2 separate regions of the Homo sapiens genome follow, and region 2 is linked to region 1. A link is a loop called in an ENCODE intact Hi-C map of the cell type or tissue named here. Cell type or tissue: IMR-90. All regions are shown on one strand. Links, peaks and the distances in the headings refer to the core of each region. The heading gives the core; the rest is flanking DNA. Region 1 overlaps ZNF664-RFLNA (ZNF664-RFLNA readthrough). Region 2 overlaps GTF2H3 (general transcription factor IIH subunit 3).

The links. Hi-C counts contacts between places; a loop is a spot of excess contacts. Peaks named below come from ENCODE experiments on the same cell type or tissue, not always from the same donor. Only the 100,000 strongest peaks of a DNase experiment are listed, where the experiment ranks them.
Region 2: it touches region 1 in a loop (3-fold over the local background); 4 of 110 quality-filtered maps call a loop at or near these places.

Annotation. Positions count from the first base shown.
Region 1 is chr12:123,978,102-123,989,672 of GRCh38, reverse strand. The region is part of intron 2 of ZNF664-RFLNA (ZNF664-RFLNA readthrough); the gene reads right to left. ZNF664 (zinc finger protein 664) reads right to left here. Exons shown (of 5, transcript NM_152437.3): 3 at 1,535-1,630. Among named protein-coding and RNA genes, the nearest start is that of ZNF664-RFLNA, 11 kb to the right of the region's middle. RefSeq lists an enhancer at 5,341-5,410 and a silencer at 5,601-5,660. In IMR-90, for the core only: a CTCF peak has its summit at 5,626 (motif pointing right); a DNase peak (open chromatin) is centred at 5,642.
Region 2 is chr12:123,655,511-123,667,081 of GRCh38, reverse strand. GTF2H3 (general transcription factor IIH subunit 3) reads right to left here. Exons shown (of 13, transcript NM_001516.5): 9 at 11,258-11,311; 10 at 7,498-7,566; 11 at 7,152-7,287; 12 at 7,000-7,036; 13 at 4,478-6,916. The coding sequence ends at 6,847. Among named protein-coding and RNA genes, the nearest start is that of TCTN2, 9.8 kb to the left of the region's middle. RefSeq lists an enhancer at 6,545-7,744. In IMR-90, for the core only: no CTCF peak of the experiment used is centred there; a DNase peak (open chromatin) is centred at 6,531; H3K27ac peaks cover 718 bases.

The sequences.
Region 1 (11,571 bases), core at 1,173-9,172:
TTCTAGGTACCCTAGATGGACATGTACACAGGACTGAACTGAAAATACAGAACACTTCATTATTAGCTGGGCCTGTGAATCCAATTTCCAATGCAGCATTCCATAAGGTAGGCTGGATCACATGGAGAACTCCTTTTCCCTACATTAGTGGCAATCTTAAACTGGGACCAAAGCGCATACGGGAATGAAAAGGAATTCATAAAATATTAGACATGACTCTTTGGTCTTACCACTCACGATAAAGACTGGCCGAGGTTACCCAAATCAGCACAGGAGATAATGCAGCCAGAAAGAGAGAGAGAAGAGAGAACATTTGCCCTTGTGCCAGGGTCCACTTGCCCCCACTTCTAAATAGGTCAGTCACCTGGAAACCAATCCAGCACATGGGAAAAGAGAGAAAAGGAAGAGAGGTGGTCAAGACCTTTCCGTTCAGGGGCAGCCCCAGCCTTACCACTCTAGCCACATACAGCCAGGAAAAAGAAAAGACATCACACATCTACATAGGCTTAGCCTTCTAACAACGCACAGTCACTAGACCCACTAGGACAGAGGCCAACACAATATCCTTTACCTCCCACAGCCAATCCTCCTTGTTGCATGGGAAAGTGAAGTCTGGGAAGGCAGAAGCCCAGGGCCTGAGAAACCAGCCTCTGGCAGCAGGGGAAATGACAAGAAGCTCATGCCCCCAGAAGCCAGCAGCTATCAAGACAAGGGCTTTCCTTTCTCTTCCTGCCCAGCTATGCATGGAAATAACATACAATTTCATGATGTCTGTGAATCACAGAGATCTAGACTGTATGCTCAACTGGAGTATTCTGGATTTCAGCAATGACCAAATAAAGATAAACAAATACCTGTCCTATATATGTTGCCTTCTTGAGTTGAGCCAAAGAAGGGAAAAAAAAATCTTTAAAAAAGAACAAATCCAAAGAGAAAACAAAGTAAAAAAATAGTTGTGCTGGGAACACAATGACACTCAGAATCAAGTCTGCACAGATCAATGTGAAACCATAATCCTCAGGTAAGAAGATTTTCAGGAACTCATATTTAAGGAAAAAGCTATTATTCAGACGTTGGGGAAAAAAAAAACACCAGAAATTTACAAAGCAACCGAGCTTTTAAAAAGTTTTGATAGCTCGGTGAGGATAGGAACAACAGAAGAAAAAGACAAAGGGTGGCATGAGATCTAGAATCCATGTAAGGCCTCCAAGATGGCAGAAGAAAATGGGACAACTGAAACAAAGTTTTAATAACCAATGGTTCACATGGAAAGAAGAAAATGAAGATCCCAGGGAACAAAAAGAGTTGGACAAAAATGTTTCTGACATCTTTAGAGTAAGGAAGGTGGTCCAAGATCTGGGGAATCCAATGCCAGATAAAGGCGAGAGGTCAGGAAGAGCGTGCACGGAGAGCTGCTTCCTCACTGAGCCCAAAGGGCACATGCTCAGAAAAAATTCTAGAGACAGCTTTGGCTTAAAATACTCAAGGGGGATTCTCCATCTAGGACAAATGGTGAAACAAGGGGAAAACTTACCACAGTGACAGGATCAAAACCCCCAAGACATTCCAGAAGAACAGGCAGAGGCAGGGCCCACAGTGGCTGAAGGACTACAAAGGCCTTAGGATCCTGCTGGATGGGAGAAATGCAAAGAGAAAAATGGGTTTATTTATAGAGAATTTAGGATCACAAAATGTTTTCATGAACTAGCTACTATAAACGTGGGGTCCCAGCTCAGAAGATAGGACAGACCTATTTACATCTGGGATTTATATAAATATATGGGATTCAAGGCATGGAGGTCCAAAGAAGGGATGAGCAAATCTGAGAAACCACAGAAAGGAAAATCCAGGCACTCTGCACAACTTCCCTCCAAGATATAGGTATCCCATTATCACAATTAGCCTCGTGATGGGAACCAGATCCAAAATGAGTTTAAGGTTCATAGGTATAAGATAACTGACTCAGACTGGCTAAAATGCCAGGGAATAAACAATCAATAGTGTTTTTTCACGGATTTTCCAGTCTCTCAGGGTACTGAAGAAGCACAAACTGGAGTCAGACTGGGTGAGTTCATGTCCTGGCCCTACTGCATACCTGCTGTGTAACCTTCACCTAGGAGGTTAAGAATGAGTTAATGGAGATAATAAAGGCAGCTGATCTGATAAGGTAATTTAAGGATTAAATCAATTAATCCATGAGAAGTACTTAAAACACTGCCTGGCAAATTTCAAGGGCTCAACAAAGCTATCATTATCATTATTTTATTTATTCCATCTACTACCTCCCCGCCTCTGCTATATTCTATAATTGTTCAGAGAAGTTTAGGTATAGATCTCAAGATCTAGCTTTAAGTTTGGGGAACTTCACTTTCCCCTGGGAGTTATGATATATTAAGGAACTTAGGTTCACACTGCTGCCGTATCTACATGTGGATGGGACATTTACATGTTTTTCTAGCTGTTGTCAATCTGGGGACAGTGCTGGATTACAGTATGCCTCTACAGCTCCCCAGAGCTTTGGGGGAAAGGATTATGTGAAAGGCATGTGGTTAGAATGATCCATCTTGCTAATAGCTATCTGAAGTTGCTATATCATTTTCAGCAGAAATCACTAACATTAGAAATAGAGTCCTGTAGACTATGCTGAGTGGCCCTGCACTGTCAGAGACTGAATAAAACAGGAAGAAAATGGAAAAGTGAAAATGCTTTCAACACATTTAGCTATTTTAGTTTCTCTGTGGGAATAAAGGTTCAACTTAGAATGAAAGCTGTTAGCAGGATAATATTTTAAAGGGCAGGAATACATTTGGAGGAATTTCAAGTGGTCTTGATATTGGGCCAGGTTTTTTCCTCCCTTACTGAACTATACATGCCAATCATGGTGCCTGCTAGCCTACAAATCCTACTAATGGGAACTGCTTCAGCTTTAAGGGTAGGCCCAGGCAGCCATCGGCCACATGACCACTTCTGAGACCAAGTGCAGACATCTGACCCAAGAGCTTAACTCTGACATATGATGTGGCTTGGAACAACAATAAAAGCAAAACAAAATCAGATTCCCTCTCTCTCAGGAATCTAAGCAATACTGAGAGAATGAGGTTATCAGCTGTGAGAGATGAAGCTGAGAGGTTATGATCCGCAAAATGACTGCGGAGGTCATCAAATCACAGCAAACCAAACTCATGAGGAAGTAGAATCTATAAGCAAGGAGGAGCTAAAAGGTTAGAAAAGACATACAGAGGAGGGAAAAACAAGCCAGATGGCAGCAAGAGGAGAAAGACACAAAGAAATGAGTGATGCCGTGAGAGACCTCACTGTCCATGGGAAGACTGTGGCTTGTCTCTGGACAGCCTGAGTTCCTCATGGGTCTGATCCACATGCATCCTCCAATATAGCCCCTTGTACAGAAAGTGGTCTGAATGAAACTCTGTTCTTTGCAACAAAAAATCCCTAACTAAAACACTTCCTTCAACTCCCCCTTAAGATGAAGTTTTCCCAGGAGGTGCCTCAGTGCCACAAACAAACAGATTCTGGGCAAGCCCACCCCCTCCAGCCCCCCGCCAGACATGCCTAGACATACCCAATGTCCACTTCCCAGCAGAACTGGGATGTCTTATCTCTAGGTATATAGGCACAGTCCCTAAGGCTCATGAGCATCTCGAAGACCTATGTAAATGTTTCAGATCTGAAAAAAAACATTACTGGATGCAAAACATGAAAAGAAAATTGCAAAATTAAAGTTAATAAATGTTAAATGTCTATAGCCAATCAAAGCTTAACTCATATGGTTTTGTACAAGCTAATTTTATGTGGGACATGGGTGATTTAATGTTTGATATGACATAGTAAAGGCCTCCAAAAGTTTAATGGCTTAAGGCCTTCACAGATCTTCGCACCAGTCCCACAGCAGCGGACGTGTTTGGGCCTAAGCTGGAACCTGCCATTCCACCCCTTGGATAAGTGTATGCTTAAACTGTACGCCTGGCCGCTCAAACTGGGCACTCAGTCTAAAGTGAGAGGTCAAATCCCACCTCCCAGATTTAAACACAGTTATTTTACCACTTCTGATATTAGGAATCTGTTATCTTTTCTTAACGAAATATTTTAAATAAGTGAAGCCAAATAACTTCTATTAGCCATACTATTAGTTTTACCAAGAAGTTTTTTAAAATGTCATTTATGATAGCAAATGGTCTCATAGATTTAAAGGATTTAACATTTGACGTGTGTCAGAATAGTAAATCAAAAATCAGTCACATTTACTCTCTCCTGCAAGAACTCCCTCAAATGTCATGAATAGACCTAGACATTTTCTTCCTTCTGGTCAGATTCTCAATCTGAGAAGAGTAGGAAGTGGCACAAAAGTTACATGAAACTTAGATCTTATATTCTGAGATGATGGTGTTAAAAACAAAAAAGCAAAAATAATCCTTTCTAGAGTCATTGTTGATTACAGCTCTAATTTCATATGCACAGATAAGTGACATGTGTTCTCTGGAGCCATCCCCCGACTAAGACCAATTCACTCTTCTCACTTTCACTACTGAGCTCCTCCACAGCATCTATAATACCTTCTGTGTGCACCTCCCACACACCATTCTGTACCCCCACCCCCACTACAAAACTGCTCTCAGAGTCAAATCTTGGGGCCGTTCCTCCTGCCTCACCCTGAATCCTAGTCTACGGTCTCCTCGGCTCCCAGTTCCCTGCACATTCTCACTTTTCCTCTGGCCTTGCTGATTGTGTCTGCCATCTCACATGCCTATGCCTAAATATAGGAGTCCTCCATACAGTATGTCCTGTCTCCATTTTTTAGCTCAACTACCTGCTTGGCTGGAATGATGACCATTTCCATGATGATGATGCCACAGTTTCTTAACACAGTCTTTTCTTCTTACCTGTATCTCCAACTGCCTACTAGAATTATTTCCCCATCATCCCACGATAAACTGAAAATCACTACTTTGACAAACTCAAAGTCCCTATAAAAGGCAACTTCTTCCCTCAACAGATCTCCCAGGCAAAGAACTTTGAAACCAACTCTCTCCTCCTCCCCGGCCCCCACACCCCTTTCAACTGTTTTCTTTCTGTGCTTGTTTCTTCCCTTCAGCATTTAAACACAATGCAGAAGTCTCCCCCAACCTTAAGGAAAAACAGCATTTAATCCCAGGCCTTCTCTAGCTACCCTGTCTCCCTGGCCCCACCCTCCATTTCCCCATCCAGACCTCTTAAAGACTGATTTTTCCAGATTTCTATTGCTTCACTTCCCACTCATGCCTCAATCCAACACCACACCACCGAGGTTCCTCTCTCATTGTCGGCCTTCTCTTGGCCAATCCAAGGGCACTTTTTGTTCTTTATCCCACTGGACATTACTGGCCACACTCCCTTGGCTCCTTCTGTGACCCTACGGCCTCTGTGTTCTACACTCACTGCATAAACCCAGTATTATCAGTTGGCCGGGCAAGCTCTTGTAAACACTAGTTCATTCCCATGAGTTCCATCTCCCCTCTCCTCTGCTCCTAACATCCACACCAGTTTCAACCATCTCGCCCACTGGTTCTCAACTCTGGCTGTGAAAGAAAGCTTTGCTAGGAGTCCACATTTCAACTGTTCACAAGGCCTCCAGAGGGCACTCAAACACCTGCTCAGAAACCTCGGCTCTTCACACTAAGGAGTTAGGACTTGAAATCAATGTCACAATGGGTTACTACCTCTAGTTGCCAAGCATCATGAAAATGCATGCAACCCGCTTTGTGCAGGTTCTCTGATTCTAACTGTGAGTCTGGAGGCTTACCACAAGGTCCTAGTCCTATCACAATGTAAAGTTATAGTATTAAAAGTAATTTATTGAACATCGGTTAACTGAGAAACTTGACATGTTTTCTAGCCAACACCGAGTACTTTGAATCAATGAAATATTCTTAAACCCCCATCAGGCTCAATCCTAAACATATTTGAACTACACATCCAAAAGTGATATTTTGAAAGCCAGAGGGACATACAGGATTTACTCTGCAGAAGAAAAATGGTTCCAATTATTTCTATGAACTGTTGTATTGTTAACCTAAGTGGCAGAGTTCATCATCTTTGGGACAGGGGTCTGCTCTGGCTATAAAGGCTTCCTCACAAGCTCTGTCACAATATCATAGAACACACTGCAAAATAAGATATGGAAATAACCTATGATTATTTTATGAACTTTCAGGGGTATGAAAAATAAATGAGTTCTAGAATAGCTTTACTGAATTTCTTATAATGTATCAAGTGACACAAGAGACACTGTGTATTTCAGAATCAGAATAAAGGTGTAGAAATGTTTTAGCGTTAAAAAGCAATACGAATTATATTTTTAAAATTACATTTTGAATGCTTCTGCTACATCTTCAAAATTAAATTGTATTTTAAAAATTCTCTTCTTTCAGTGTCTTACAAATGAGTAATCATAGCCATTGGTTCCACCTTGTGACTCTCCCACATGGATTAGCTGTAGCACAACTTGCTTGCTTTCTTTTTTTATTTTTTTGAGACAGGGTCTCGCTCTGTCACCCAGGCTGGAGTACAGTGGCGTGATCATGGCTCACTACAGCCCTGCCTTCCAGTGATGCTCCCACCTCAGCCTCTTAAGTAGCTGGAACCACAGGTGTGTGCCACCATGCCTGGCTAATTTTTGTATTTTTGGTAGAGACGGGGTTTTGCCATGTTGCCCAGGCTGGTCTCAAACTCCCAGCCTCAAGCCATCTGCCTGCCTTGGCCCCTCAAAGTGCTGGGATTACAGGCATGAGCCACCATGCCCAGTAGACACAACTTTCAACCTGGGCTGAAAGACTTCAATTTGCTAAATCTAAGATTCACTCCTGATCCCTTTATTACATCTCTAGGCCGTTTGAAACTACTGCTCCTGTCCATTCTTGAAACTTTCTAACTTCCAGGACGTCTCTCCTGAGTGTCCTCGTCTGCACTCCCTTCTAGCCAGTCCACCAGGCTCACACTAAATGAATCTGCTCCTGTAAGCGCTGCAACAGTAAAACCGATACGGTGAGCGTGGAACCCAAGCTAAGCCAATCAGATTGTCCTTCTAGAGAATTTGGAATTGGGAAGTGGGAAGTGGAAAGACTGGGTCTGTGATGTGAGCTGGCAGAAGTTAGAGTTTCAGAATGGCCTTCCAGAGTGACCACCTGGGGTCACGTGTTATTTACTGCCAAGCGAGAGAAGAGATTAGGGGGAGGGCAGGCACACATAGAAGCATAGGGCAGACACACAGTGAGCAGGAGAAGCCTGGGAGATGAAGGCAAAGAGCACAGCCACACTGACTGCCACCAACTTCCCAGCGACTGGGCCCCAACCTCTGATGAAGACATCTACCTTCCTCTCTAATGACTTCTGTTACCTTGGCAGGCACTTTCTCCGCTACCTTTTCTCCACTTGTCCTTCAAGGTACCCATGCTCCAGCCATACTATTAACAGCCAGGTGGGCACTCACACATGGATGAAAGGGCACCACTCTGCCTATTTCCTGGCCTGCCCCTACGTGGAAGGGACCAGTTTACCAAGATGAAGAGAAATCACTCCCAGAAGTCAGGTGTACTCTGACAACAGGATGACTGACAAAAGGACCACTAATGCCCAGAGGAACCTCCACCACCCACTCAGAGAGGCAAGAGTCTACCCAATGAACCCCAAAGACAATCATGGTATTATCTGAAGTCGAGGTCATGCAGTCTCAAATAATTCTATGTGAAAAATATCAATGGTCCAGTCTATCTAGACAGATATGCCCCAATTTACAGAAGTACAACTATATTGCAAGAAAAATTTACCATGTAGAAATATTGATTTTAATACCATAGCTATGTATAGTATCTAGTCATTCTTACAGCAAAACATGTGTACTGTAAAATTATTCTTTGTAAATCCTCTTCGTGACACACCTATGTGTCCTATAAGACCTTCAAACTCAAGTACATCCAAAACTGAATCAGTCACTTCCTCACCAAAGCCTACTATATTCCTGTCTTAATCTGTTTTCTATTGCTTACAAGAGAATACCTGAAACTGGATAATTTATGAAGAAATTTATCTCTTACAGTTATGGAGGCTGAAAAAGCCCAGGACCACATCTGGTGACAGCTCTCCTGCTGGTGGGGACTCTCCAAAGAGCCCTGAGCCGGCACAGGGCATCACACGATGAGAGGGGGCTGAGCATGTTAACATGCTGTCTCAGATCTCTTTTCTTTTTATAAAGCCCCCAGGTCCCCTCCCATGACAACCCATTAATCTATGAATGGCTCTGCCCTCATGAGCCAAACCTCTGAAAGGCCCCACCTCTCAACACTGTCACATTGGGGATTAAGTTTCAACATGAGTTTTGGAGGGGACAAATATTCAAACCATAGCCAATTCCCAACTATAGTAAATGAGTCCACTCTCCCCTCAATTGCCCAAGTCAATATCATTGACTTCCCCCCATCACAAAGGTCTAGCCACTCTCTTCCAAATACCTCTGGAAACTCTCCACTGTGTACCTGCATTGTCTCAACTTAACTCAAGCCACCATCATCTTCCCTGGAATTCTACAAAAGCCTCCAGTCTTGCTTCCCTCTAATCCATTATCTACTCTAATGTAACCTTCTAAAATGCAAAATGGATTGTTCTTACCCTACTCACAAGTTTTCAATGGGTCCCAATCATTTTCAGTGTAAATTCCAAATTTATTCATTGGCTTTAACCAAAAAAAAAAGTGCTCATGTCTATTTGCCATGTAGCTATCATGTCCCAGATATACTTTGTTAAATCAAATGTTCCATCATACATGTAATACAGGTACATGTAATCTTGGCAAATACAAAAAAGATTATTTAAATCACCCGACATCCTACCGAATTCCACAATTCTTAAGATTTCCATCTAATTTCTTCTACATATTTTTGCCATTCATAGGTTTTACTGGAAGGCTGCTGGGACTTTTTTTGGGGCGTTTTCATCATATCAGGTATACAATTGTGTATCCTGATTTCCTTCCACTTAACACTATCATAAGCATTTTAATATATTTTCTTCATAAACGTTTTTAATGGCAATGTTATTTGCCACTAAATATATGATATAGGGGATGTATCATAACCATTCTGCAAACTGTGCCCATAAATATAATTCTACAATATACATATTTTGTGCAGAAAGCTTTTCTCTGTATTTAAAAATATTCTTTTGATGGTTCCTAGACCATCAAGAAATGTAAATAATTTTAAGACTCTTGACACATATGGCCAATGTAACATAAGAGTGTGTCATTTTTACCACATCCTTTTAGGTACTAGGCACTGTATATTTTTGTCTAAATCTAGACCTTCATGAAATTGGTGAGAAATTGTAACATCTTCCTTACAAAAGTAAATGCCCATTGTAAAAAAAACTGAAGCAATGCAAACACATGTGATATGAAAAACCAGTCTCCCCTAGGCTTTTCCCATGAAGTAATCAGAATTAAATGTTTTCAGGTATTCTAGTCTTTTTCTAATTCTTATTCAGAATATATATATATACACACACTCACCCTTCATTATTTTGTTTTGTATCTTACAAAAAATGAGATTAAGCTTGCTTTTTTGGCTCAACAGTATATTCTAGACATCCATACAGGCTATGTCAGTACATACAAATCTACCTCTCTATATAAAAAACTAATAGGCTAGACATGGTGGCTCATGCCTGTAATCCCAACACTTTGGGAGGCCAAGGCGGGAGGATCACTTGAGGCCAGGAGTTCAAGACTGGCCTGGGTAACGTGGTGAGACTCCGTCTCTACAAAAAAAATTTAAAAATCAGCCAGGTGTAGTGGTGTGTGTGTGTGTGTGTGGTCCCAGCTACTTGAGAGGCTGAGGCAGATCACTTGAGCCCAGGAGGCTGAGGCTACACTGAACCACATTCCGTACCACTGCACTCCAGCCTAGGCAACAGAGCAAGACCCTGTCTCAAAACAAAACAAACAAAAAATCCCACAAAAAACAAAACGCTACTTGATATTCCACAGTATATGGGTACCAAAATTTATTGTGATTATCTTCAATTTTTCATTATAAATGACGCTGCAATAGACATTGTTTATATTAACGTATGTTCTCCTATGAAAATAGCACAGATTCCTTGAAGTGTAGCTGCTAAATCAACGTGTACTTTTATTTTGATAAAATTCTGCCAAAATTGCCATCTAAAAACTTGGAAAAATTTTATGTCCCAACAATGTATTAGGTGCCTCTTTTACATCGCTGGATAGTTTTTAATTTTTGCCTGATGCCCTCCTCCCAACAAAAAAATCTAGTTTTTAAATTTCCATTCTCTTAATCACAATGAGGTTGAATTTCTCTTCACTGTTTGAACACATTTATCTAAGAACTATTCATATCCTCAATTCATTACCTAATTTGTTAATTCTATTTATTCTTTATACATGCTACAGGTTGTTTTCCCAGTCTGTCACTCTGTAACGCTTTTTGTCACAGAATTATCAACTGTGATTATAGTCAAATTTATCAATCCTTTCATTTATGATTTTAGGTCTTGGTCTTACCTAAATGGCCTACCTAAAACACATCATTTCCAGTGTATCCTTCTACATAACAAATTCTCTTATATTTCCTTCTAATGCTTTTATAGGTTTTTTTAGTTAGTTCCTTAATCCATCTAAGTTATTTTGAATGTGAAGTAGGATCTTTCTTTCTAAATAAAGAGCCACTTATCCCTATACAACACACTGAATTATAATTTCCCAACTGTTGCAAAACACCAACTTTATCATATACTAAATTCTGATATAAAAATGGGTCTGTTACTGGATTCTACTTTGCTCCAGGCGTCAATCTGTCTATTCTTGTGTTCACCATTTATATTACTGCAGCATTTCAGTATGCTTTGACTTCTCATATAGCAAATCCCCCAACACTACTTTTCCATTAAAAACGTTTGTCATTTTTTGGCCATTCTAGGACATTTACTCCTATAAAAGAGTTTTAGAAGCAATTTATCTAGTGTCCAGAAGAATTCCCACTGGGATTTCAATTGTAATTACATTGAAATCATAGTTTAATTTGGAGGTACTGCAATCTACAATGATGCCTTCCCCTCCAGGAACAAGTCTGCCCATTTATTTAGGTTAGCTTTTAAATCATTTAGGTAAAAGTTTTTACTTCTCTTCATAAAGCTTTGGTACATTTATGTCTTACTTGTAAATGTTTTCTAGTTTTGCTGCTATTCAGAACAGAATCTAACTTTTCTATACGGTAATTAGTGATTTGATTATTAATGAATTACACAGCTTTTCCAATGTTTCACAAGTTATATTTCTATCCAGCGAACTGTCTATTCACATCCTATAACCACCTGTGTGTGGATCTTCATTATTTTCTTCACCAATTTGGATGAGTTCTTTGCATATTGAAAATACTAACTCTTAGCTTATCATTTGCCACAAATATTTTCCACTTTATGATTCGGGTTTTTTTTTTCCCTTCTCTTCCTAAAGAATAAATTTTTATGTAGTCTAATACACTAATTTTTAATTATTATTTTCTC
Region 2 (11,571 bases), core at 1,605-9,604, 320 kb after region 1:
GGCCAAGGTGAGTGGATCATCTGAGGTCAGGAGTTCAAGACAAGCCTAGCCAACATGGCGAAAACCCATCTCTATTAAAAATACAAATATTAGGCTGGGCTCGGTGGCTCATGCCTGTAATCCCAGCACTTTGGGAGGCCGAGGTGGGAGGATCACGAGGTCAGGAAACTGAGACCATCCTGGCTAACATGGTGAAACCTCATCTTTACTAAAAATACAAAAAAATTAGCTGGGCATGGTGGCAGGTGCCTGTAGTCCCAGCTACTTGGGAGGCTGAGGCAGGAGAATGGCGTGAACCCGGGAGGCAGAGCTTGCAGTGAGCTGAGAACACACCACTGCACTCCAGCCTGGGCGACAGAGCGAGACTCTGCCTAAAAAAAAAAAAAAAAAAAAATTAGCTGGTCGTGGTGGCAGGTGCCTGTAATTGCAGCTACTCGGGAGACTGAGGTGGGAGAATCACTTGAACCCGGGAGGTGGAGGTTGCAATGAGCTGAGATCATGCCACTGCACTCCATCCTGGGTGACAGAGTGAGACTCTGTCTCAAAAAAAAAAAAAAAAAGTGGTAAAGAAGGTCATTATATAATAAGAGGCTCAGCAAGAGAATATAACTATTGTAAACATATATGCAGCCAATACTGAAGCATTCAGATATATAAAGCAAATATTATTAGGGCTAAAGAAAGAGATAGACCCCAGTACAATAACAGTTGGAGACTTCAACCTCCCACTTTCAGCATTGGACAGATTATCCAGACAGAAAATCAACAAGGAAACATCAGACCTAATTTGCACTATAGACCAAATGGACCTAATAGATATTTATGGAACATTTCATCTAATGGCTATAGAATACATTCTTCTAAGCACATGAATCATCGTCAAGAATAGATCATATGTTAGGTCACAAGTCTTTACAAAAAAAAAATAATAATAAGAACAAGCATCTCTCTCTTTTTTTTTTTTCTTGAGATGGAGTCTCACTCTTGTCCCCCAGGCTGGAGTCCAATGGCACGGTCTTGGCTCACTGCAACCTCCGCCTCCCAGGTTCAAGCGACTCTCCTGCCTCAGCCTCCTGAGTAGCTAGGATTACAGGTGTGCACCACCACGCCCAGCTAATCTTTATATTTTTAGTAGAGACAGGGTTTCACCATGTTGGGCAGGCTGGTCTTGAACTCCTGACCTCAGGTGATCCACCCACCCGGTTTCCCAAAGTGCAGGGATTACAGGCATGAGCCACCATGCCCAGCCCCAGATCAAGCATCTTCTCTGATCACAATGGAATAAAATCAGAAATCAATAACAAGAGGAACTTTGGAAAGTATACAAACACAAGGAAATTAAACAGCATGCTGCTGAATGATCAGTAGGTCAATGAAGAAATTAAGAGTTGGATTTTTTTTTTTTTTTTTTTTGAGACAGAGTCTTGCTCTGTCACCAGGCTGGAGTGCAGTGACACGATCTCAGCTCACTGCAACCTCCGCCTCCCGGGTTCAAGCAATTCTCCTGCCTCAGCCTCCTGAGTAGCTGGGACTACAGGTACCCGCTACCACGCCCAGCTAATTTTTTGTATTTTTACTAGAGATGGGGTTTCACCATGTTGGCCAGGATGGTCTCATTTTCTTGACCTTGTGATCCGCCCACCTCGACCTCCCGAAGTGCTGGGATTATAGGCACGAGCCACTGCGCCCGGCCATTAAGAGGGAAAATTTAAAAACTCCTTGAAACACACGAAAATGGAAAAACATACCAAAACCTATGGAATACAGCAAAAGCAGTACTAAGAGGAGACCTTATAGCAGTAAGTACCTTTATCAAAAAAGTAGAAAAACTTCAAATAAACAACCTAATGATGCTTCTTAAAGAACTAGAAAAGAGTAAACCAAATCCAAAGTTAATATTAGAAAAGAAATAATATGGTGGCTCACGTCTATAATCCCAGCACTTTGGGAGACCAAGGCAGGTGGATCACCTGAGGTCAGGAGTTCATAACCAGCCTGGCCAACATGGTGAAACCCCATCTCTACTAAAAATACAAAAATTAGCCAGACATGGTGGCACATGCCTGTAGTTCCAGCTACTTGGGAGGCTGAGGCAGGAGAATCGCTTGAACCCAGGAGGCAGAGGTTGCAGTGAGCCGAGATTGTGCCACTCCACTCCAGCCTGGGGGACAGCGCCAAGACTCCGTCACAAAAAAGAAAAGAAAAGAAATAATAAAGAGCAAGAGCAGAAATAAATGAAACTACAAGTTAAAAAATTCAGAAGATCAACAAAATGAAAAGCTGGTTTTTTGAAAAGAAGAAAATTGACAAACCTTTAGCCAGACTAAGAAAAAAAAGACCCAAATAAGTAAAATCAGAGATGAAGAAGACATTACAACTGATATCACAGAAATTCAAAGGATCATTAGAGACTACTATGAGCAACTATATGCCAATAAATTGGAAAACCAGCAGGGCGCAGTGGCTCACGCCTGTAATCCTGACACTTTGGGAGGCTGAGGTAGTGGACACTTGAGGTCAGGAGTTCGGGACCAGCCTGGCCAACATGGCAAAACCCCGTCTCTACTAAAAATACAAAAATTAGCCGAGTGTGGTGGCGCATGCTTGTACTCCCAGCTACTTGGGAGGCTGAGGCGGGAGGATCACTTAAATCTGGGAGGCAGAGGTTACAGTGAGTGGAGATCGTGCCACTGTACTCCAGCCTGGGTAACAGAGTAAGACTCTGTCTCAAAAAAAAAACAACAACAACAACAAAAGAACTACAGACCAATATCTCCGATGAACATTGATGCAAAATCCTCAACAAAACACCAGCAAACCAACTTCAACAACACATTAAAAAGATCATTCAGGCCGGGCATGGTGGCTCACACCTGTAATCCCAGCACTTTGGGAGGCCAAGGTGGGTGGATCACTTGAGGTCAGGAGTTCGAGACCAGCATGGCCAACATGGTGAAACCCCGTCTCTACTAATAATACAAAAAAATTAGCCGGGCATGGTGGCGCATACCTATAATCTCAGATACGCAGGAGGCTGAGGCAGGAGAATCGCTGGAACCCAGGTGGCAGAGGTTGCAGTGAACCGTGATCAGGCCACTGCACTCCAGCATGAGTGACAGAGCAAGACTCCATCTCAATACAAAAAAAAAACAAACCAAAAAAAAAACAGATAATTCAATCAGGTGTGGTGGCTCATGCCTGTAATCCCAGCACTTGTGGAGGCCAAAGCAGGTGGATCACCTGAGGTCAGGAGTTCAAGACCAGCCTGGCCAACATGGTGAAACCCAGTCTCTACTAAAAATCCAAAAAAATTAGCTGGGCATGGTGGCAGGCACCTGTAATCCCCGCTACTTGGGAGGCTGAGGCAGGGAAATCGTTTGAACCAGGAAGGCAGAGGTTGCAGTGAGCTGATATCACACCATTGCACACCAGCCTGGGTGACAAGAGCGAAACTCCATCTCGAAAAAAAAAAAAAAAAATCATTCATCATGACCCAGTAGGATTCATCCCAGGGATGCAAGGATGGTTCAACAGGATGGTTCAACATAGGCAACTCAATCAATGTGATACATCGTGTCAACCGAAGGAAGAACAAAAGCCATCTGATCATTTCAATGGATGCTCAAAAAGCATTTGATAAAATTCAACATCCTTTCATGATAAAAACCCTCAAAAAACTGGGCAAAGAAGGAACATACTTCAACACACACACACAAAAGCCACATATAACAGACCCACAGCTAGTATCGTACTGAACAGGAAAAAAACTGAAAACCGTTCCTCTGAAATCTGGAACATGGTAAGGATGCCCACTTTCACCACTGGTATTCAACATAGTGTTGAAAGTCCTAGCTAGAGCAATAAGTCCTGAGAAAGAGATAAAAGGTATTCAAATTAAAAAGGAAAAAGTAAAATTATCCTTGTTTGCAGATGATACGATCTTATATCCGAAAAAACCTAGACACCACCAAAAAACTATTAGAACTGATGAAATAAGTAAAGTGGCAGGATACAAAATCAACATACAAAAACCAGGAGCATTTATTTATTTAGAGACAGGGTCTCACTCTGTCACCCAGGCTGGAGTTCAGTGGCATGATCATGACTCATTGTAACCTGCGCCTCTTGGGCTCAAGCGATCCTCCCACCTTAGCCTCTGGAGTAGCTGGGACTACAGGCATGAACCACCTCACCTGGCTAATTTTTATATTTTTTTTAGAGACAGGGTTTTGCCATGCTGCCCGGGCTGGTCTTGAACTCCTAGGCTTAAGTGATCCTCCTGCCTCAGCCTCCCAAAGTGTTGGGATTACAGGCGTGAGCCACTGCACGCAGACCAAGATTTGAAATTAAAGTACTTCGGAGTTGAATAAAAAATTGTCTGGCATTTGACCAAATGCAGTTTAAAAGTACACATTTGAAGAAGAGTTGAATGAGCATGAGATAAACAATGAATGAAAGGAAATAATTCAACCAAATATGAAAATCAAATTATTTTATTGTAAAAATTTATATAAAATAACTCATAAGGGCAACAGTTAAAAACAAGTTAAACAGAACTAACCAAATATATAAGATATTTCAAATAAAAAAGTAATAATAAAAGCCTTGCTAGCTTGTTTGAAAGTATATATAATACTTTATTTCCTAGACTTAAAATTGTGATTTCCATTACACTTAATTAGTATACAAAATATTATTTTTAAAAGACAGGTTCTCAAACTCAAGGATTAACAAATATTTGCAAAGTGATCACCAAAGTCTTTGTATATTTGTTAACAAAAACACAAATCCAGAATATAAAATCTATCTGAAATTATCTAAGCCAACATCAAATTATTTAAATATGACTCAGCTTGTATAAAGAGAAAATTAAAATCTTCCTTACATACAAAGTTTTGTACACAATGGGTTTTATCAGTACAGACTTTTTTTTTTTTTTTTTTTTTGAGACAGAGTTTTGTTCTTGTCGCCCAGGCTGGAGTGCAATGGCGCAATCTTGATCTTGGCTCACTGCAACCTCCACCTCCTGGGTTCAAGCAATTCTCCTGCCTCAGTCTCCTGAGTAGCTGGGATTACAGGCACCTGCCACCACGCCCAGCTAATTTTTGTATTTTTAGTAGAGACAGGGTTTCACCATGTTTTCACCACGTTGGGCAGGATGGTCTCAAATTTCTGCCTCATGGGTTCAGTAGAGTAGTAATCCCAGCTACTTGGGAGGCTGAGGCAGGAGAATGGCGTGAACCCAGGAGACAGAGCTTGCAGAGAGCCGAGCTTGCACCACTGCACCCCAGCCTGGGCAACAGAGCGAGACTCTGTCTCACAAAACAAAACAAAACAGAAACCCAGCCTGATCACTCCTGACCTCGTGATCCACCCACCTTGGCCTCCCAAAGTGCTGGGATTACAGGCGTGAGCCAACGTGCCCGATCTTTTTTTTTTTTGATACAGAGTCTCGCTCTGTCACCCAGGCTGGAGTACAGAGGCGCTATCTTGGCTCACTGCAACCTCTGCCTCCTGGATTCAAGCAATTCTCTTGCCTCAGCCTCCCGAGTAGCTGGAACTACAGGCACCTGCTACTTCGCATGGCTAATTTTTCTATTTTTAGTAGAGACAGGGTTTCACCATACTGGCCAGGCTGATCTTGAACTCCTGACCTTGTGATCTGCCTGCCTCGGCCTCCCAAAGTGCTGGGATTGCAGGGGTGAGCCACCACGCCCGGCCTCGTCAGTAAACATTTTTAAAAAACAAACCAAACCAGCCACCATTCCTTAAACTCTTTGTACAAATATGTGCTAGAAGCTAAAAGGACTTTTAATAATTTCAAGATTACATAAAGAAATACATTTTTTGTTGTTGAAATTACAAATACTTTTGCTTTTGAACTTATAAACACTTTTGGGATTCAGTCCAAAGCTTCTAGAGAACAGTTTTAATAAATACATTTAAATTTTTAGTAGAGATGGGGTCTCACTTTGCTGCCCAGGCTGCTCTCGAACTCCTGGGCTCAAGCAATCCTCTGTCCTCAGCCTCCCAAAGTGCTGGGATTACAGGTGCAGTTTCAATATTAATGTGGATTTTTTTTCCTCATTAAAAAAGGAAAGAATTCTATCTGAAAACCATACTTAACATAGAGTCCATTTTCTCCAGTAAGTTCTCCCTCAAAACCAGTCATAAGCTTTCACATATAAGCTCTTCCCACAACTATTTTGAAGAAAATTTGCTTCTGTACACGTTCTCCTTACTCATTTAAAATGAGATTTTGTAGTTATTTGGTGACAAACTATTATTTAGATGACTTTGTCCAAATATGTACTGATATCAGACAAAAAGTAAATATCTGCAAATATCTGAGGCTGTCTCAATTTAGACAATAAGAATTTTATTCACATGACTACTGAAGTTAACTGTTGATTCAAATAAGATGTTCTATGTTGATTAATGCCATTACTCCACAAATAGTCCCTTTTTCCAAAGCTACGTTCAAATTTCGTATGGCATGCATTTCACAATGAGGACCCGGATTCAGGGAGTAGGTTAGAAAGCCTATGATGAGTCATGACAAGCTGACTTTGACTAATAGTCATCCCATTAAAAAAATGAAAGCCACAAACATGGACAGAAACCAGTCATAGAATATTTTAGGATATAATGCATAGAATGATTCCCTCAAACAAATCAGTCCTCCAGAAGCACAGGATGAAAAGGATGTTTGGGAAATATTTTCTGTAAGGTCACCATATTAAAAATTATCCTATACCTATCTTTATTTTTTTCAGTCTTCCCAACAAAGAATCTGCTATATAATTTCTATTAACAGCTCTAAAAGATGGGGAAAATATTTTATCCTCAGGCAGACACTTTCAGTTTCTTTTTCTTGGCTTTCAGCACTGGAGGCAGAGAAATTTTAAAGGCTGTCCTGAAATTACAGAGAGGAAAACATTTTTTAATGTTCTAGAGCTGTGAAGTATTAGCCACCCACACAATCTCAAAGATACTTACTCGCACGTAGTACAAATGGGGCTGAAATTGCAGAATACTGTAAATTAAAAAAAAAAAGAAACAATAGGGTGGCTGAAAAACAACACAGCTGAGAAACTGTTTTCCTGCCCCCCAACATAGAAAAAAAAGAAAAACTAGGTACATTAACTTACTTGACAAACACACAGAACAGACATAACCAATTTCAATGAGATTTCGATGACAGAAGCAAGCAGCCCTGTAGTCAACATGAACTGGGGGTGGGAGGATTAACTGAGATCTCTGATCTTGATCGGGAAGAAACACCCACTGTAAAACAAACAAACAAAAGAAACTTTTATTTAAAACATGGGAAAAAAATAACATGAAGCCCACCCTTCTAGGCCTTGGAACTCCAAGGCCTCCATTTATTCCCTTCTCCTGAGTACTAGCACCAGCCATCTTGCTTCCATTCCTTTCCCAGGACACAGAGGTCATCCTTCCCTCCAGGCATCAGGGTCGCCGCTGCTGTCTCCTTACCAGCAAATACTGCAGAAGAGAAGGCATCTGAGGCACCTTCAGGTACAGTCCTCCCGTGATGTCACAAGCCTGCAAGACACAGGCGGCTTGCTGCCAAACTCGCACTTACCTAGGGTTTCCAGAGGAATGAGGTTCTCATGAGCAATGCCTTGGGCCTACAAAATCAGAGGAGGATATGACACTGCAGATTATTATTATTTTATTTTTATTTTTATATTTTGACAGAGTCTTGCTCTGTCGCCCAGGCTGGAGTGCAGTGGCACAATCTCGGCTTACTCCAACCTCTGCCTCCTGGGTTCAAGTGATTCTCCTGCCTCAGCTTCCCCAGTAACTGGGATTACAGGCATGCGCCACCATGCCTGGCTAATTTTTGTATTTTTAGTAGAGACGGGGTTTCCCCAGTCACATGGTAATTCTATGCTTAACTTTTCGAGGAAGTTCTGAACTGTTTCCTGAAGTGGCTATACCATTTTACATTTCCAGCAGCAATGTAGGAGGGATCCAATTTCTCTATATCCTCACCAATATTTATTATTAGCTGACTTTTTGATTACATGTGTCCTAGTGGAGTGAAGTAATAGCTCATTGTGGTTTTGATTTGCACTTCCCTGGTCGGTAATGATATTAAGCATCTTTTCATGTGCTTCTTGGCCATTTGCAGATCTTTGGAGAAATAGCTGTTCAATCCTTGGCCCACTTTGAAATGAGTTATTTGTCTTATTTTTGAATTTTAAGAGTTCTTTATATAATCAGAATACTAGTCCCTTTATCAGATACATCATTTGCAAATATCTCTCCCAGTTGTCTTTTTACTTTCTTGATAGTGCCCTTGGAAGCACAAAAATTTTTAATTTTTATGAGATTTGTTTTCATTGTATTTTGTTAATTTTATTATGTAAAAAGAAACTGTGAGATGGCTTTATTCTGTTCTCTTTAAGAAATAACACTTTTTTGTCCAGGTGCAGTGGCTCATGCCTGTAATCCCAGCACTTTGGGAGGCCAAGGCTTCAGGACTGTTTGAGCCCAGGAATTCAAGACCAGCCTGAGCAACATAGTGAAACCCTGTCTCTACAATAAATTTAAAAAATTAGGCCGGGCGCGGTGGCTCACGCCTGTAATCGCGGATCACTTGAGGTCAGGAGTTCGATACCAGCCTAACCAATAGAGTATAAAACCCTGTCTCTACTAAAAATACAAAAATTAGCTGGGCGTAGTGGCGGGCACCTGTAATCCCAGCCGCTTGGGAGGCTGAGGCAGGAGAATCGCTTGAACCCAGGAGTTGGGGTTTCAGTGCACCGAGATCGTACCATTGCACTCCAGCCTGGGCAACAAGAGTGAAACTGTCTCAAAAAATTAAAAAATTAGCCAGGCATTGTAGTGCATGCCAGTGGTCCCAGATACTTGGGAGACTGAGTGGGAAGATCATTTGAGCTGGGGAGGATAAGGCTGCAGTGAGCCATGATCATGCCACTGCATTCCAGCCTGGGCAAGAGCAAGACTCTGTCTAAAAATAAAATAAAATAAAATAAAAATAAAACTCTTTTGAATTTGGTCCTCTTTTTCCAAACTTTTGCTATCTTCAGAGTTTTCCAAAGACACAAAACACTCAAGCTCTCCTGGTTGCTGACACTAAGGTTTCCTGTCCATGTTAATAGTTTTTCCCAACAATCATTCATCTATTCATTTCATAAACACAGCTTTCTCGCTTTAACACAGCAGTGCTTCCATTTACACTGAAAACCCTAGCTCCGATCCTAGGACCCTGAGGCTCCTCTGATAGTACAGTCCTGGTTCAGTTGGTCCGTTAGATTCATTTACACATTTAACAACTGTTTTAGAGCACTGTGCAGGGTTACAGCAGTAAACATCACAGTGTCCATCCTCATGAAGTTAAGGTTCTAGTGGAGAAGGCAGAGAGTAAATCAGGTAAGTAAATGCAAAAATAATGTTATAGGTTATGATCATTTCTATGAAGAAAAATAAAGTAGGCTAAGGGGAGAGGGAGTAACACTAACAATGGTGGTCAGGGAAGGCTTCTCTGAGGAGGTGGCACAGAAGTAGAGACGTGAAGGCAGGCAGGGAGTAGGCCATGCAAACACCTGCGGGAAGAGCTTGCGAGCAGAGAGAACAGAAAGTGCAGCGCCCCTCTGGCCGAAGCAGGCCTGTTTCAGGCAATAGCAAGGGGGCGGTGGGGCCGGACTGAAGAGGGAGAGTGTGGAAGATGCGGGGCAAAAGGTTCCCAGGAGCCTCAGCAAGCAGCATCTGGAAGGCCCTGGCAGGCCCTGACTCTGGGTTTTAGTCAACGTATGATGCTAGGCTATGGGAGGGTTTTAAGCAAGTGAGCAACAGGTTCTAATTTATATTAGGTTGGTGCAAAAGTAATTGCAGTGTTTACTGTTAAAAAAAAAAAAGGCAAAAACCACAATTACTTTTGCACCAATCTTGTATTTTGAAAGCTTCATTCTGACAGCTGTTCTGAGAACCAACTTTCACATTTTTTTTTCTTAAGAGGGAGACAGGGTTTCCCTGGAGTGCAGTGGCATGATCGTAGCTGACTGCAGCTTCGAACTCCTGGCTCAAGCAATCCTCCTGCCTCCACCTCCCGAACAGCTGAGACTACAGGCGTGCACCACCATGATAGGCTAATTTTTTTGTATTGTTTATAGAGATGGTGTCTCGCCATGTTGCCCAGGCTGGTCTTAAACTTCTGAGCTCAAGCCATCCACCCGCCTGAGCCTCCCAAGTGCTGAGATTATAGGCATGAGCCACTGAGCTCAGCCAGGATATATTTTAAAGGCAGAATCAACAGGATTTGCTCATGGTTATGAAAGGAGGGAAGAGAAGAGACAAGGAAGAGTCAGGTTTTTGCTTGAGTTGCTGAGTGAACTGCACTGCCACTTAGGGAGATGGGGCTACCAGTGGAGCAGGAAGAGGCTGAGAGGACAAACCAAGAGCTCTCTGCTTTTGACACATGACACTGAAGATGCCTGCCAGACGTCCAAGAGGAGGTACTACGTACACGGCTGATTCTGCAAGTCTGGAACTCAGGAGAGTCTGGGACTGGACTAGAAAAATGAATGTGAGGGCTGAGGAGGTAGAGCTGGTATGTGAATTCATGGCAGAGACAAGATCGTCTTGGAGTTAATAGACAATGTGTAGACTGAAATGTGTTGCTAAAAAATGAATTCAAACTTTTTGAATTTTTACTACTGAAATATAATATGTACAAGAGTCTGTATACATAATGTGTAAGTATGGTTTAAATAATAAAATGAACATCATATACCTACGATCAAGCTGAAGAAACAGTACAATCTCAGAGCCTTTGAAGCATGTAAATTTTCCCATTGGACCTCGCTCTCCCCATCCTTCATCCCCAGCAGTAACCTAAATTCAGGGTTTGTCATAGTTTTGTGCTTGTAACTGATCCTTTAGGAAACAACATTTGTGGCCAAAAAACATCTAACAAAAACTCAGTAATTTCTTCAGACTTACTTTAGGGTTTTGTTTCCCTTTCGGGTTAAAGTAAAATTCAGTTTTTGTCTTTTAGTGCTGCCCAACGGAAATATAACGCAAGCAATATGTAATTTAAAATTTTCCAGTAGCTCCATACGTAAGGGGGAAAGACATAGATAAAATTAGGCTGAATAACATATTTTATTTAACCCAATATACCCAAAGCTTTCATTTTAAATTGTAATCAATATAAAAATCACTAATTGTCATAACCACCGACACAAAGCATGGTTTTAAAACATACCTGTTGGAGGAGCCCTGAGTCGGAGTCTAAAACACAGGCATCAATCAAAATATTCTAAAAGAAACATTTTGAAAATATTACAGGAATAATAACAATAATGATTACCCTATACTGAGAACCTACTACATGCCATACTCTATGCTTAAAATAGCTCACTCAATATGCAACGTGACTCTGCACGGCAGATATTTGCATTTGGCAGCTGAAGCACCCAGGACATGGCTGGGCTGTGGTCACAGAGCCAGCGGGTGAGAAAGCTGTCACCCCACTCGGCATGTCTCCAAAGTCCAGGCTCTTTTCACTACATCATGCTG